Regions from separate parts of the Mus musculus genome. Here region 2 is linked to region 1. A link is a loop called in an ENCODE intact Hi-C map of the cell type or tissue named here. Cell type or tissue: heart. All regions are shown on one strand.

What was found. A loop is a pair of places that touch in the nucleus more often than their neighbours do. Peaks named below come from ENCODE experiments on the same cell type or tissue, not always from the same donor. Only the 100,000 strongest peaks of a DNase experiment are listed, where the experiment ranks them.
Region 2: it touches region 1 in a loop (2.3-fold over the local background); 2 of 42 quality-filtered maps call a loop at or near these places.

The regions. Positions count from the first base shown.
Region 1 is chr5:64,293,374-64,301,373 of GRCm38, forward strand. The region is part of intron 14 of Tbc1d1 (TBC1 domain family, member 1); the gene reads left to right. Among named protein-coding and RNA genes, the nearest start is that of Gm38634, 40 kb to the left of the region's middle. In heart, a CTCF peak has its summit at 3,131; DNase peaks (open chromatin) are centred at 3,178, 5,258 and 5,438; H3K27ac peaks cover 3,775 bases.
Region 2 is chr5:64,562,468-64,570,467 of GRCm38, forward strand. No RefSeq gene overlaps it. Among named protein-coding and RNA genes, the nearest start is that of Gm31423, 35 kb to the left of the region's middle. In heart, no CTCF peak of the experiment used is centred here; a DNase peak (open chromatin) is centred at 4,224.

The DNA.
Region 1 (8,000 bases):
GGAAGGCACAGCAGGGGGAGAGGGGATTCCTCCCTTCTCAAAGTCTTGTTCATTCTTACCAATGCTTGCAAAGAAAGAAGGAAAGTTTGGAACTCATCATGAAAGCATGCATGCAACACACTGAGGAAGTCTCTGCGACTCTGCCTAACTCTCAAATTCCAGTACACTGGGCATCTGTCCCCACGAAAAGCAAGCTGCATACACCTAGCCCATGTGTTCTCCCAGGATATAACCAGCCTGGTGAATTGCCTTTATTCTGTAGGGTCCCTCCTTGCATCCTGGTACTCAGTTTGCTTTGTCCTGATGGTCTCTCATTTCCAGCCTCAAACGAGATCATTTAGAGATTTTTGTCTGAGCCAGTGCACAGTGATGTAACCAGAGAGACTCGTTTGTCTTCTGTGAGAAGTATGGCCAAGAGGAGTGTAATGGCTGTTCCTGGTTGTCAACTTGACTATATCTGGAATGAACTACAATCCAGAATTGGAGGGCTCACCTGTAATCTAGATCTTGAGTCTGGAAGACACAAGTTCTGACTTGGATCTTGGCATGGAGCTCTTAAGGCATGGTGGCCATGAAAAGCTTAGGCCCAGGCAAGGTAGTACATGTCTTTAATCCCAGGAGACTAAGGCAAGGAGATCTGAGTTCAAGGTCAACCTGGAACAAAGCAAATCCCAGATCCAGCCATAATGGTACACACCTTTAATCTGAGCCACACTGTTTGCTGGAGGACCTACATAAGGACATTGGAGAAGGAAGATTCGCTCTTTTTCGCCTGGTTGCATTTACTTGCCAGCACATCTGTTGGAGCCTCCTACTACAGAAGACCAGCTGAAACAGCTAGCCTCGTGGGACTGAATAACTACTAGCTCCTTGGACTTCCCATCCACAGCTGCTCGTTGTTGGGTTGATTGGACTATGGACTGTAAGTTATCACAAATAATTCCCTTAATATATAGAGACTATCCATAAGTTCTGTGACTCTAGAGAACCTTAATATAAGAAGCAATGCCCCCTCTCTTTGTCCCTGTAATGTTACCAGTGTACCTGGCCTTGTCTCTCTTTTCCCTTCCCCTGCCTCTCAGGCATCCTTCATCCATTTCCCGCCATGTCCAAGCCAAACAAGGAACCACCAAGGAGGAGGGCTGTGATGCCCAATTGTAAGCCCTTATATCCAGAAAGTGAAGTCCTCCCACAAATGCCTAGTGGACTGTCTTTTGCATGTCATTGTCTGAAACCTTGTCACCTGGCCACATATAGTGAGCAGGGAAGCTGGGAGGCTTTGTTTTTGCCTGTGTTCCTGCTGCCTCGTCTGGTATTTGGGGAGTAGGAATGGCGTAGGGCTTGAGGATTGTAGTACTCACTGCCTGTGTGGAGCTCTGTCTATCGCTTCCTGAACATTGGGCTGTACGTTCAGGCAGCCATGATTTCACAGGGTGATTTCTCTTGCCCATAAAGCACCTCCTGCTTATTTTCTCCCCTTGGCAGACAACCCATCACGTAGTAACACTAGCAGATTTCCCTACATCCTTCCAGGCCACCGCAGTACCAACATTCCCCCCTTTCCTCATGGGACATAGTGGGCCTCTCTCTGTTCCTAACCAGTTTCTGATGGTCCCTATGGGCGAGCTTTCTTTCTTACCTCTGGTTATTTGTGGTACCTCATGACGCTGGTACAGCCACTCAAATGTAAGCATAAACTAATCAACAAAAATTTAGCTCCTAGCCGGGCGTGGTGGCGCACGCCTTTAATCCCAGCACTCGGGAAGCAGAGGCAGGTGAATTTCTGAGTTCGAGGCCAGCCTGGTCTACAGAGTGAGTTCCAGGACAGCCGGGGCTACACAGAGAAACCCTGTCTTGAAAAACCAGAAAAAAAAAAAATTAGCTCCTCATGGTAACATCATTTTAGGTGCTCAGAGGCCACAAGTAAGATCACACAGTATTCAAGAGTACAGGTTTAGAATATGCCCCCGCACCCAGTTCAGTAGTATCATCCTGCCACTCCCCTGCCTCCTTAGATTTGCTGCCCAAGAAAGATCTAAGGAGATTTCTCATTGTACTGCCTGCCACTCAGAACTACTGATGGAAGCTGCAGAGCCCAAGTGTGTGTGTTCTCTGTTCGCTGATATGGTCATCTATAGGCAGAGTCAAGATTGCCCATACTTCTCCCCCAAAATAGCATTGCTGAAAGTGTGTGATAGATATCAAGTGTACCACTTTCAAGGAATCCTAAAAGCAGGTGAGGATGTTGAAAGTCATCTATTCAACTTCCTTATAGATGAAGAAGCTGAGGCTTGTGAGAACAGGACCTGTTGGTCACCAGGCCTTTTGGTGGTAGATTCTTCTCTCCAATTCTTGCCTCTTTTTGTGGCAGAGTGTCACCAAGCAGGTTGTCTTCCCTGAGCCTCTTCCTGTCTCACTCATTTCCAGTTCAATGACAGGAAGTTGTTCTCAGCTTCTTAGCCATCTCCTGTGCTGTGTAGCTGTGCCTAAGGGCACTCAGGAAACAATGGAGGACTATAAGCCCATCTTCCTCAGTGGCTATTGAATTCTAAGATCAGCAGGTGACTCCAGCCAGCTCACTGTGGGTACAGCTCAGTGTGGGTACTGGGGACCAAAACTGTGTCCTCTGCAAGAACAGTACATGCTCTTAGCACCAAGCCATTTCTACAGACACTGATGGTAAGCAAGGTGGAAAGATTCTTTTTGTACTTGATTAAATCTTGTCATCAATACCCTAAGGCTATAGATTGTAAAAAGTTCTTCTTGATAGCCTGGAATTTTTTTTTCATGTTTAAACAAAACAAGAAAATTCTTATAGTGCCTCACTTTATATATGAGAAGACCGAGACCCATAGCCCCAGTGCTCACAGCAGTCTTCATTTGTCCTTTAATAGCTCCAGTGCTCACAGCAGTCTTCATTTGTCCTTTACTTAGAAGAGTCTGGGATCAGTGTTCTTTGGGGACCATTTACAGAGTAGCCTGTCAGATGCTTGGAGATGGGCTAGCATGGTCTAGCATGGGCTAGCGGGGCTGCCCTGCTTGTCTCCTCTCAGCTCCGTGCCTGGTCCCTATCTCAGCTCCTTGTTGTGTCAGATGTGTTATGGTCACTGTGGAGCTGTGAGGGGGCAGCATTGCACAGCTCCTCAGAGCTCAGGCCTCCCACACAAGGCAGAAGTGGGAGTCTTCAGAAAAGAACGGGGAACTTTCCACACACATCCACACGGAGATGCTGAGCTCTGGACTGCTGTGATGTCAAAGTGATGGGACCTTTGGGAGGCCGCGGGCTTACAGAAGTCTTCCTCATGCCGGGCCTCTTCCTCTCATGCCCTCCTCCCCTTCCCAGCTGTGGTGCTCCAGAGGGGAATCTGTAGGCTCTTTCCACTGCCCCGTTCCAGCCTGCAAGCCTTTGTTTTCAAAGCAAAGCAAAACTCTAGGCCTGGTGTGAGAGGGCACTCCCATAGTCTCTGGAGGCTGAGGCAGGAGGAGCAGAGAGTTCAAGGGCAGATTGTACCACATTGCAAGACTTGTTTAAAAGGAAAAAAACTAAAAAGTAAGATTCCATGCTGGTTACTAAGACCCGCTGTGATAATAATTTGCTTCTGGCCATTTGAGAGAAAGTGGGTGACCTTGGAGGTACTTGGGTGACCTTGGAGGTACTTGTGTGACCTTGGAGGTACTTGGGTGACCTTGGAGGTACTTGGTGACCTTGGAGGTACTTGCGTGACCTTGGAGGTACTCGCAGATCAGAGTAGTGCCCTGGCATTGGTTTGTGTGTAAAACACACACTTACACCTCGAAGCGGCTGAGATGCTCAGCTTTGGTTGTGAGTTTCCTCTTGTAAAAGTGAAACCCTTAAAGCCATTAGCACCCTCCCCTGTCCCCAGCCCACACTAACCTTTGTTCTACTTTCTATTTCTATGAATGTGGCTACTTTACATGGTTCCTGTGAAAGGCAGCCTTTGTCTTCTTGTTTCAAGTTTATTTAAGTAGTTTCCTCTTGCTAGCTCATAGCAGGTTTTCCCTTTCAAGGTCAAATTATACCTGCAGTGTTTTGTGTGCCACGTGTGGTTTTGCTTACTTATATTGACTGGCCTTTTTTAGTACCCATTTCTTAGCAGTTGTGACTAACTGTGAACCTTGGTGCAAATGCCAGAAGTGAGGCGCCTGACCAAATGACCCTTGTATTTTTAATGTGCCACACTCTTTTCACAGCATTGGTGCTTTCCCGGTGCCCTAGGGTTCCACACACACACACACACACACACACACACACACACACATCTTCTCTTGCTATTTTCTGGTTAATTTGCTAGTGGTCAGTCTAGTGAGGTGATTACCCCATTGTGGCTCCTCTGTGACCTGTGTGGCTAACACTGGTTTTGCGATGTCCTCCATAGATATGCAGGTATAGCATAGAGTAATGACAGCGTCTACCTGATAGGAGGGATGTGGACCAGTCAGTGGAAGCTGTAATCACATAGGATGCAGACAGCCTCTTCTCTTTGGGGATTTAGAAAACAAAAGTAGGCACCTCCCCTACAAATGGCAGCCACATTGTTCAGCTTTGTTTTCTGACACAAACTCTTGCAGTGTAGGCCAGACCAGCCTTGACCTCAGAAGTCCTCCTGAGTGCTTGGATTATAGGCTTTACTGCCACACCTATGTTCAGCTCACACTTAACATCACAGAGGCTGTCATTTTTGCAGAAGAGTCATATTGTCAAAAAGACATCTTCTGGTCCCTTAGACTATGTGTGGCCATTTGCTTGGTTGCCTCAGTCTGCCAGCTGCCTCAACAGTTGCGGATACCTAAGGACGATGCTGTCTCTTAAGCTGATATGTCCAGGATGTTTGCCTGGTCAGGAAAGCCTTAGTGCTGTGTTTTCCATGGAGAGAGGCCACAATTTCACATTTAACAAGCTGAACATTATAGGAGTCGGGCAAGGACTGGGTCCACTAGTTTAAACTTCTGTTTCATAGCATCCCTCTATGCTTAAACTTCCTCATCCCCTCTTCCGAGCAAGCACAAAAGTGTTTCCCAACTCACAGGCTTCCTTTCATGGATTCCAGCCTTAGATCACACCCAGATAAGCATTGTGTAATAGGTGGGCGGGACTAGAATTTCAGCGACATATACCCACAAGGCAGGTGGGCGGGGGAGGAGGGCAGCAGAGGTCCTGGCTACAGCTGTGAGCCACTCAGGCCTGCGGTCCAGCAGCGACTTAGATAAAGGTCCCTGTGGAATTCCGGTTGTTCCCTAGCCATGGCTTTTCTGACTCTTCCCTTGCTCACACATTTCTTCCCTGTACTCCTCCTGGGACTTTCTCCCTGAGAGTCTTCTCACACCGCCTGCTTCCTTTCCTACGTTCTCCCGTGCCCCAGCACTTATGAATGTCTGCCCTGCATGGGCTGCCACGTGACTCTGCTCGTTCTTCCGTAGCTTCTGGATATAAAGCTTCATCTCTGCCACGTGACTCTGCTCGTTCTTCCGTAGCTTCTGGATATAAAGCTTCATCTCCGGAGCGGAGTGGAGTCCCCAGTGCACCCCAGCTTGCCCTTCACCATTGCCCTGCTTCAGAGCCTTGCCACAACACGCATATGCTCAGGGGCTTCAGACCCTGCACCCCATCATGGCAAAGACTTAGTCGCCAGAGAGCTGCTTGGAGTGCAGTGCTAGCAAATGCTAACATGCAGCAGGAGTTCAAGGGCAGGCCGGGGGAGAGTATAAGGAAGTATTAGGAGTGTGTGTCCTTGGGAAGTTCCACTGTAGCAAGCTTGCCCATTAAAAGTGTATCTTGTCATTAATAGGTAAAGGTATGGAAGTATGTAGATAAATATCTTACAATTTCCCTGGCCCAGAAAGGGAAATTTGGGCGTTTTTGAGCTGTTATGTTAGTCTGCTTGTCCTTCCCACCAGAGTTCAGACCATCCTTTTGGTCTCTGAGCCCAAGGCACAACTCTCTTCTGTTTTGTTTAGAGGTGTGGGGGGGGGGTGGGGGGGCAGGGGGAATCATTTTATAAAAAATGCTTCACAAGGGCTCATCACGGGCTTCACTAGGGGTGTACCTCCAGCCCTTGTAATAGTCTTTACCATGCCCAAATGAAAACTTTAATACATGTCTAAAACTATAGGACATGCCCCCTGCCCTGGGATAATGCAGTGGACACACCATGTTTGCAGGACTCCTCCCTGCTGGTGTAAGTAGAATGAAGGGGCCCTTGCCTCTCCTATGGGTTCAATGTTTGCTCCCTCCCAGATGCCTGTGATGAAGCCCTGGCCCCTACTGGGTAGGAGATTAGGAACAGCATAGAAGCCCAGCAGCTCTGCTTCCCACTGCTCCCCTGCTCCCAGCCACTCCCTAGCTCCTCACTATTCCCCAGCCCCTGGCGAGGGCTTATTTGAAAGCATACTCTCCCTCCTCTCTCCTGCTCCATAACTTAACCTCTTGACTCTTTCCAGGCCTCCTTTTAGCCTCCATAGCACCCGTGCCAGGCTTACACCTGTGCCGCGGCTGGGAGAGGCTTGGGGACAAATAAGGAAGTAGGTGTCTTCTCTGGTTCTTTTTACCATGCCTCCGGGTTTGCAGAGGCCAGAGCTGGGGAGAGGTGCACAGGCAGAGTGTGTGTGTGTAGTATGTGTGTGTGTGTGTGTGTGTGTGTGTGTGTGTGTGTGTATACATGCGAGCACACACTCCAAACAAGCTGCTTCACTGCACTTAGCTAATAACATGGGTTGGGCAATGGTGCCTTTAGCTTTCTGTAGTATATTTTTCTGTTGTGTGAGTGACTCATTGGTTTCTGTCCCTGACTATTTATGTTCAGATCTGGAGGGTTTTTTGAAGGGAATTTATTATTGTTCGATTTGTGTGGGTGGTAGATTTGGGTCAGTAGGGAGGAGCCCCTTTCTGAGTGCATTTCTTAAGAAAATGGTGTTAATTTGAGTTCAAACAATTGCCTTTGACTAAGATCATGTGATTTGGCCAGTGTTTGAAAAGACAGATGTATTTTTATACTTTATTTAATAGTCACGGTGCACATGATGGGTAGAGTCATTGTTTAATCTGAAACTTATTTAAAGGTACCCTTGGGGCTAAGAGGTTAGCTCAGTGGTAGAATACTTTACAAAACCCTCATTAAGATCCATAGCACTGCAAAAATAAAATAAATCCAAGACGTGCCTGTTGTCTCGTATTACAGTGTCACATAGTATGATGCTACCAGTTAAGATAAATATATAAAAACTTAACTTCAGTGAACATACTGAATGCCCAGATCCAGGGCCTTCAAACATGTCTGTGAATTAGAATTCCCAGTTGTGTAAGCCTTGTTTGCTGGGTCTACCCTAGAGTTTATGATTGATTTATCAGGCCTTGGTGTTTGGGACTGCATTTCTCACAAGCTCTCAGGGTTGCCTCTTGCTGATGCTATTAGGGCCATATTCTGGGAAGCAGTCCCGGGGACTCAGCTCATTGACACTGCGACCCACATGCTCTTAGGGGGACTCTGAGGCAGCTTTTGTCTTCTGTGCCTCTGGTAAACTGCGGGAAGAGGTGGCTTGATCAGCAGCTGTAGTCCTGGACATCAGCAGTGTAAATGACGAATGCTGAGTGCTTGGACATCTTTTAAAAGCTCTTTGTTGGGCTTAGGGTGAATACCAGTAAGCTAAGTGCACATGGTCCCTGCCTTCAGGCTCTGGCACAGAACTTGTAGCATGCCCCCTTGTTACTTCTTCACTGCACATGCATCGGGATGGAGGTCTTGCTTAACAGGTGACCCTTTGTTTGTGACCCACGTTACCAACTTGGCCTATTTCTTGCAATATACCTGCACCTCTCTCCTTTTCCTGGTCTTGGTGGAACTCTTTGTGGTCTCTGATTCTATCTGCTGCTTTGCCCATGCTGCACTTCTCAGGGAGAAGCTTTCCCTGGCCTTGGCAGCTGCCTTCAGACTCGGCACGTGATGACTGCCCCAACTCTATAGAAGAGCTGTTAGGGATGGCTC
Region 2 (8,000 bases), 270 kb after region 1:
TCATTTCCTGAGGAGCCCATTTTCTTTATCTCAGGTCCTGCAGATTTCTCCCTGGTATTATCAGGGAGGAGCAGCAGCTGAGCTATCCTATCTCCTTTACTAATAGAAAAAACGCCTTTAGGGCTTGAGCACAGGACCTGTATTTCAGGGGAATGTTGACAATCCATAACTCCAGGGTGGACTACTAAGCCCTGCAAGGTGAGTGAACCTCGGCCGAGAATAAGGCCCATGGTTCCCGGGGGCAAGGATGGTATAGGCTCCACCGGCACCGGCTGAATACTCATTTGAGGCATTAGTAGGAAGTCGGAGGCGGCACGCAGGTCCACCCTTGTGGGTCTTCCTGGGTCGCCTCTCTGACTGCTTCCTGGGTCCTGACAAACCGGTTCCCATATCTTTGAGGGCCCTGGGACCGAGGGCCCGATGACCCGTTTTTTGGCACATCAGTTGATTGACTATCAGGTGGGGGAAGAATTCTGCCCTTTATATCCCTCACAGAGCGACACTGGTCAGCTCTATGATAACCCTTGCCACACTTAGAGCAAAGAGTGAGAGTCCCTCCCTGTTTATCTGGAGCTCTGCAATCTTTCTTAAAATGCCCAGGCTTTCCGCAGTTAAAACATGTCCTCTGATCATTTCTGCTCATGGAGCGGTTCTGAGATTGAAGGATGGCAGCCGCTAAACCTGCATTGCTGAGAGGTCCCCCAAGCTCTCGACAGACCCTGAGCCAGTCTTGTAAGCCTTTGTTCTTTCTTGGGGCTATGGCCGCTCGGCACTCCTTTGTGGCTTGCTCGTAGATTAGCTGTTCTATGAGAGGCGCAGCTTGCTCTGACTCTCCAAAAATACGCTCTGCTGCCTCTGTCATTCTGGCCACAAAATCTGAGAAAGATTCCTGAGGTCCCTGGATTATCTTTGTTAACTGACCAGTGGTTTCACCTGCTCGAGAGAGCGCCTTCCAGGCCCTAATAGCCGTGGAAGAAATCTGGGCATAAGCTCCCCAATGGTAGTTTGTCTGATCAGCAGAATAAGCTCCCTGACCCGTTAACAAGTCAAAAGTCCAATCTCTCTGCTCTGGAGTCAAAGCAGCTGCGTTTGCTCGGGCCTGCGCCTGTGCAGCTTCGTGCCAAAGCGCTTTCCATTCCATATATTTGCCCATACTAGGGAGAGCGGCTTTTACAACCGTTTGCCAGTCGGCAGGAGTTAGTGCCATGCCAGCGAGCCTGTCTAACTGCACCAAGGTAAAATTAGCATTGGTTCCGTATTTACGAACCGACTCGGCAATTTCCTTAATCTGTACGTATTCTACCGGAGCGTGGACACGCCCACCCTCGGCTCCTTCAAAGACTGGAAATGCCTGTTCTATTTTCCTTTGTTCCTCTCGGGGAATGAATGAGTCTGCGCACTGCCTCTCTGCGCATTGCTGACGCACTACGGGCTGACGCACTACGCAGGGCGGGGACTCCGCATAGGGCGGGAGTGCACCTGGTAGCCGATTGCCCTGAGGCCAATTAGCAAACTGGCCTTCGCCAGCCGCTTTTGGCTTTTTTCTTGACCGATTAGCTGGCTGGTAATGGGCTGCTTCTTCCTCCCAGTCTGTTTCCTCAGAGGAGGATTCTTCACTTGCTTCAGAGCTACTAAGAGCTGGCTTCCTGAGCTCATCTAGTGACGAGTATCTCCTAGAGACCTCCGCTAATCGATCTTTTTTCTTCTCCCTTTTTCCTCTTTTTCTTCTAATCTCTCTCCAGGTATTCCTACCTAACCTTAACTTTTCCTCGGGTTCAAGACCCTTGGAAAGGCCTGTATACTTATTTTGTGTACCATACTTCCTCTTTGTTCCTACTCTTTCTTCCCGCTTTACTTCTGATAGCTTGTCCTGAATTTCCTCTAGAATTTTCAGCCCTATCTTAATCACTTGATAGCATGTGAAAAAGAACAAAAGGGCTCCTAACACCAGAAAAAATTCAAGGCCAAACATACTCACTGGTACTCTCGTTCCCCAGCTGAAAAGTTCTGAATTCATACAGTTGAATCCTTCTTAACAGTCTGCTTTACGGGAACCTTTATCACCGTCGTTCCCCAGCTGATGAGTTCTGAATTCGGCAGTTGAATCCTTCTCAACAGTCTGTGTTACGGGAACCTTATAACCTTGATTCGCAGTTCTGGTTCTGGAATGAAGTATCCCTCCTGCGCCAGTCCGGAGTTTTTTCTCGTCCCGGATTTTCTCTTCCCGGAATTCGGCACCAATTGTTATTCGACGCGTTCTCACGACCGGCCAGGAAGAACACAACAACCAGAATCTTCTACGGCAAAGCTTTATTGCTTACATCTTATGGGGCCAGAGTGTAAGAAGCAAGAGAGAGCGAAGCAAGAGAGAGAGAAAACGAAAACCCCGTCCCTCTTAAGGAGCATTCTCCTTCGCCTCGGACGTGTCACTCCCTGATTGGCTGCAGCCCATCGGCCGAGTTGACGTCACGGGGAAGGCAGAGCACAAGTAGTCATAAGATACCCTTGGCACATGCGCAGATTATTTGTTTACCACTTAGAACACAGGATGTCAGCGCCATCTTGTAACGGCGAATGTGGGGGCGGCTCCCAACACTGCATGTGCTTGCCCATTTCATCTCCCACCATGTGACAAGCTCAGCAGAAGGGACACTGAGGGCATACCAGGAGAAGTTCTCAGCTGTGCCTCTCTCAGCTCAACTACGCAATGCAAGGCAGAACAATACATGCGAGTCGTTAGCAGAGACTCCTTCCATCATTGTCCTTTGAAGAGCTGGCTTTAGCAGAACATCCTCTCTCCTGTGTCTGCTTCAGCACAACACGCCTTCACAAGTCTGCTTTGGTCTTTCACCTGTGCCTACTTCAATGAGACATTCCTTCACGTTTGCCTTAGCAAAACACCATCCAACACAACAGACTCTCCGAAGATCCCTTAAATTCCACTTCACATAGGTCCTTTAAAAGATTCTCTTAGAAAAAAAAAAAAAAAGAATAAGAATCTTGTTCCCTTCCCATTGACCCCTCAAAGGGTATGGAGGGAGTCTAACGGTTCCCTAAGGAAATGGTGGATTATAGCTGCTTCCCAGAAGGCAAGAGTTGAATACAGAACATAAACATGGCTACAGGCTTAAACAAGAAGATGGTATGGACACGGACAGGGATTTTCTGTAGGGGTCCCCTTTAATAACATGACTTCGCATGCACTTGTGTAATATTTTATTATGCTTATGTATTTAGACACAAAGTGCGTGCCATACTGCATGAATGGAGGTCAGAGGTCAACTTTCAGGGCTCAGTTTTCTCCTTCTACCATGTGGGTTTTGGGGGTTGAACTCAGGTTATCAGGCTTGGAGGCAACGGACCATCTTACCAGCCCGATGATATTTTTGGAGACCAAGTGTCGTGTGTCCCAGGCTGGTTTAGAACTTGCTGGGTAACTAAGGAGGATGGCTTTGAAGCCCTGATCCTGCTGTCTCCACCTCTAGTGCCTGGGCTTCCATGTGTATACACAGCACTGGTTTTTATGCAGTACTTATGAGGGAACCCAGGGCTTCGTGTACACTAGGCAAACAGTTTACACACTGAGCCACATCTGTCAATTCCATTCATATCATTTTAAAGAACAGTTCTGACTGCCCGCTGCCACTTGCATGTTTTAAAATTTTTAAGGAGCTGTGGCGACTCAAGGGTTGGTCTTGGGGAGACATAGTAATTAAAGCATAAGAATAGTTCACAGAATTTCACATGGAAAAATGTCTCCGATGTGGTCATTATGACATGGGTTTGGATATGCCACCTCATTCCATGAGACAGAGTTGGGAGGAAATGACTTAGTCATTGGGGAGGCAGAACCGAATTCCAAGAAAACATAAAACACATGTTTAGGGGAACACCTTTGAAGAAGCCACATTTACCTCGGGCCAAACATCGTGTCCACAATGGGGGGTTATTCACTTCCACTTGAGAGGAGACAGGCAAAATGACTACTTTCAGTCAATGAGGTTCAGATTTTTACATTTTCCTAAGCTTTTGGCTTTCCTGACTATCCTGGCCAAAACAAAACAAACACTTTAAGGAGAGAGGCTTCTGATTGTTTATTATGACGAACCAGACATTAAGGTGCCTCTATGATCCTTGTCCCCTGGAATGCACGCTGCTGCAAAGTCCCCTCCCCTTGCGTGTAGTGAGGCCCTGTGAGTTGCTTTAGAACATGGGAAACATCTGGAATTTCACTCCGTTATGATTCCATGACGTTATGCAAGACGCAGTCTAGAGTCTCTGTCTCTCTAATCACTCTGAGAACTCAGACTTCTACCAGACCTACGTTGAAATGAGACAGAAAACGACAATGTACTGGGTGTTGTCACCGAGTGCCAGATGAGACTCAGCCATGGGTGATAACTTCTTTGCAGCCTCAGAGGACCTGGCTGCAAACAGCACTGAACACTACATACACTCCCCTCAGCCAACCTGTTGTTTTGACCCTGTATTCTTACACTGGGTTCATCTCTCTCTGAAAGTCTGAGAACTATTGGTCTTGGTTGTTTTCACCATCCTTGTGTATCATGGCACAAACTCAAGGACACTCTTGCCAGGCCACACCATCAGAGAAAAGCCACACATGGCCAACAGTGGTTTCTCCTTCACCACAAATGGAGACAGCCTAAGACACTCAGCGGGAGATGATTGTCAAACCCTTCCTCAGAATGCAACGCTTGGCTCAAAACATCTATCTGATTGCTGATGGTCCTGTATATGGAGGCCTTGGGGGGTGTGGGGCGAGGGGGTGAGCATGGTTATAATAGGATGTAAGCTCTAAATACATGCATACTATTTGACCTAAAATTCCTTTTCTAGAGGCTTATTCAAGAATATAGCTAGATAAGTGTCCCAAAATGGAGCCCGGGTTTGTGTTCCAGCAACGTTCCTGAGAACAAGAAAGCAGAAACCAGGTTGACTAGATCAGAATTACCAGAGGTTAAATAATGTGGAACCCTCCTAAACAGTCTGTGGATTTATAGTTTTTGGTCACAGAATAGTGTGTGCAAAAGTAAAAAGCTAGCATACAAGAAAATATGTAAGGTCTTCATATCCAATGTATGTGTGTTTGCTTACATGTGTGTCTAAAATGTAAGTACACAGTCTTTTAAATGTGAATAAAACTGGATGTGCAACTGTTAGTATCTGAGTCACTGTCTCATGTCTTACATGTGGTGTGTTTATTTTCTAGCTATAGCTTCTATACTTCTAGAACATTCGCATGTAAATTTTGAAGTTTTGTCCGTTTATGTCGTTGTTATTTCTAAGTGGCAGTGCCCATCTCTAACTTCTGACCTCCAGGTAGGCTGGGTGTTCTGAATGGACCAGGGAGACCTGTGTTTGTTCCTGGCTGGTGCTGAGAACACCATCCTGGCAAAGAAACTCTACCTCCTCCCACTTCTGTCCCTCAGAGAGTTGGCCACACGACTGGGGCACCAGCTGCCACTCTTTTTCTGCCCATGCTCACACCACTGACTCATACCTCAGCAACCACGCTAGTTTCAAAAGATAAGTTTTTACCACAGCGGTGTGTTCATATCAGTCACCAAATGCTATACAGACGGTTCAACCTGCGTCACCCAACCATAGCTCTGTGCTGGATGCTAATGGCACAGATAACTTTGTATGTTTAGGCAGCCAAAGAGTAGAAGGCAAGAAAAATACAAACAGAGATCATGACTATAGCCTATTTAAAAAAAAAAGTCAATATAGCATTTGTTGTGGGTTTTAAGTATCCATTTAGGAAATAAAATTGGGCTGTTTCATTTGCCTTTTTCCTTCTTCCTTTAGAGTTTTCCTAGAAGCCCTTTAAGAGGAAAGATGTAGATGGTTTGGGAGAGAAGGGTTGGTGTCCACCCTTCAACACTTGTTTCCAAGTTTTCAATGCTTGTTCTCCAGCTGGTGGCACTATCTGGGGAATCTGGGGCAACTTGGGAAGTTGTCAGTGGCTGGTGGAAGCAGCAGAGGTGGACTTTTGAAGATTGTGGTTGGCCCTTGGTTCTAGTCACTCTCTGCTCCCTGTCTACCACGATGTGAACAGCAGCCACATCTGCCACCGCCCCAACGGAGATGTTCTGGAATCATGAGCCAAAGTAAATCATTTCTTCCTTTGGTGCTTTCTTTCTTTCTTTCTTTCTTTCTTTCTTTCTTTCTTTCTTTCTTTCTTTCTTTCTTTCTTTCTTTCTTATTTCTTCCTTCCTCCCTCCCTCCCTCCCTTCCTTCCTTTCTTTCTTTTTTTAATTTATTTACATTTCAAGTGTTATCTCCTTACCCAGTCCCCCACCCCATCCCCAGAAACCTCCTATCCAACCCCCCTTCCCCCTGCTTCTATGAGAGTGTTCCTCCACCCACCCACCCACTCCCACCTCCCTGCCATTGATTCCCCTACACTGGGACATCTATCGAGCCCTTACAGGACCAAGGCCCTCTCTTCCCACCGATGCCTGAGAAAGCCATCCTCTGCTACATATGCAGCTGGAGCCATGTGTACTTCTTGGTTGGTGGCTTAGTCTCTGAGAGCTCTGCATGTCTGGTTGGTTGGTATTATTGTTCTTCATATGGAGTTGCAAACCCTTTCAGCTCCTTTCAGTCCTTTTTCTAACTCCTCCATTAGGGATCCCGAGCTCAGTGCAATGGTTGACTGCAAGCATACAGCTCTGTATTTGTAAGGCTCTGGCAGGGCCTCTCAGGAGACAGCTATATTGGGCTCCTTTCAGCAAGCATTTCTTAACATCCACAATAGTGTCTGTGTTTGGTGACTGTATCTGGGATGAATCCCCAGGTGGGACAGTCTCTGGATGGCCTTTCCTTCAGTCTCTGCTCTGCACTCCTTTGGTGGTTTCTGTCTGGGGTTCTGTCATGGTGATGCAGACATAACTAATACAGTTAGGATGAAAAATAGTTGCTCAGCAGAAAGCTGAGAATTTTCACAGATGGAAGGCATCCTACCAGCCAGCTTCTCATCCATGTGGTGGGAATGCAGGACAAGAGAGGATTTCTTCCCCTAAATAACAGGAGGCAGTTTACCCCAGCTGAGGCTACTCTACTTGGGAGCCATGGTTTGATGAACAAGATAGATGATGTAAGACTCCTGGGTCAGAGATTCAAGACAGTTGGTTCCTTACAGCAACAGCAGTGGCCATCTCAGTAGCACCTGACAGCTCCCTGCCTTGGCTGCTTTTCTCATCACCATGACAACACACCTGGGAGACTAACTTAAGAGAGGAAAGAGCACATTCTGGCTCACAGTTTCAGAAACATCTTTCTTTCATGACAGGAAGGTCATGGTGGGACAGAGCTATTTGCACTGTGGTGGCTTAGAAGCAAAAAGAAAGGAATGGACCAGAACATGGCATAGACCCCAAGGATTCACACCTGGTGACATAATTCCTCTCCCTGAGCCTCATCTCTAACACTGTACCATGTGTGCGTGTGCATGTGCGTGTATGTGTGCGTGTGTGTGTGTGTGACCTGTGTGTAGTTCTTCATGTTTGGGAAGTCAGAAGAGGGTGTTAGCTCCCCTTGGAACTAGAGTTACTGGTAGCTGTAAGCCTCCTGACCTGGGTGCTGGGAATTGAACTCAGGTTCTCTGGAAGAGCAGCAACCATTCTTAACTGTAGAGCCATCTCTTTTGTCCAGTCTTGCATCATCTTTATATACTGCCATCACACTATAAATCAAGGCGTTAGTACATTCATTAGATCAGGAAACACCCCGAATCACAATCTAATCATCTCTGGAAGCACCGTGACAGGCACATATGTGCTTTGACAATCCCCTAGGTGTGTCTATGTCTAATCAAGTGAACAATTAAGATTAAACATCTCTCTCTCTTTCCCTCTGCTTCCCATATAGACAAGGTAAGGATAAGAGTAACCCTTTACCCACTGGGAATTGTGACAGAAGCAGAACCTAACCCTAGAAGCTGGAGTATTTCACAGGAACAGGAAAATTCTGACCTC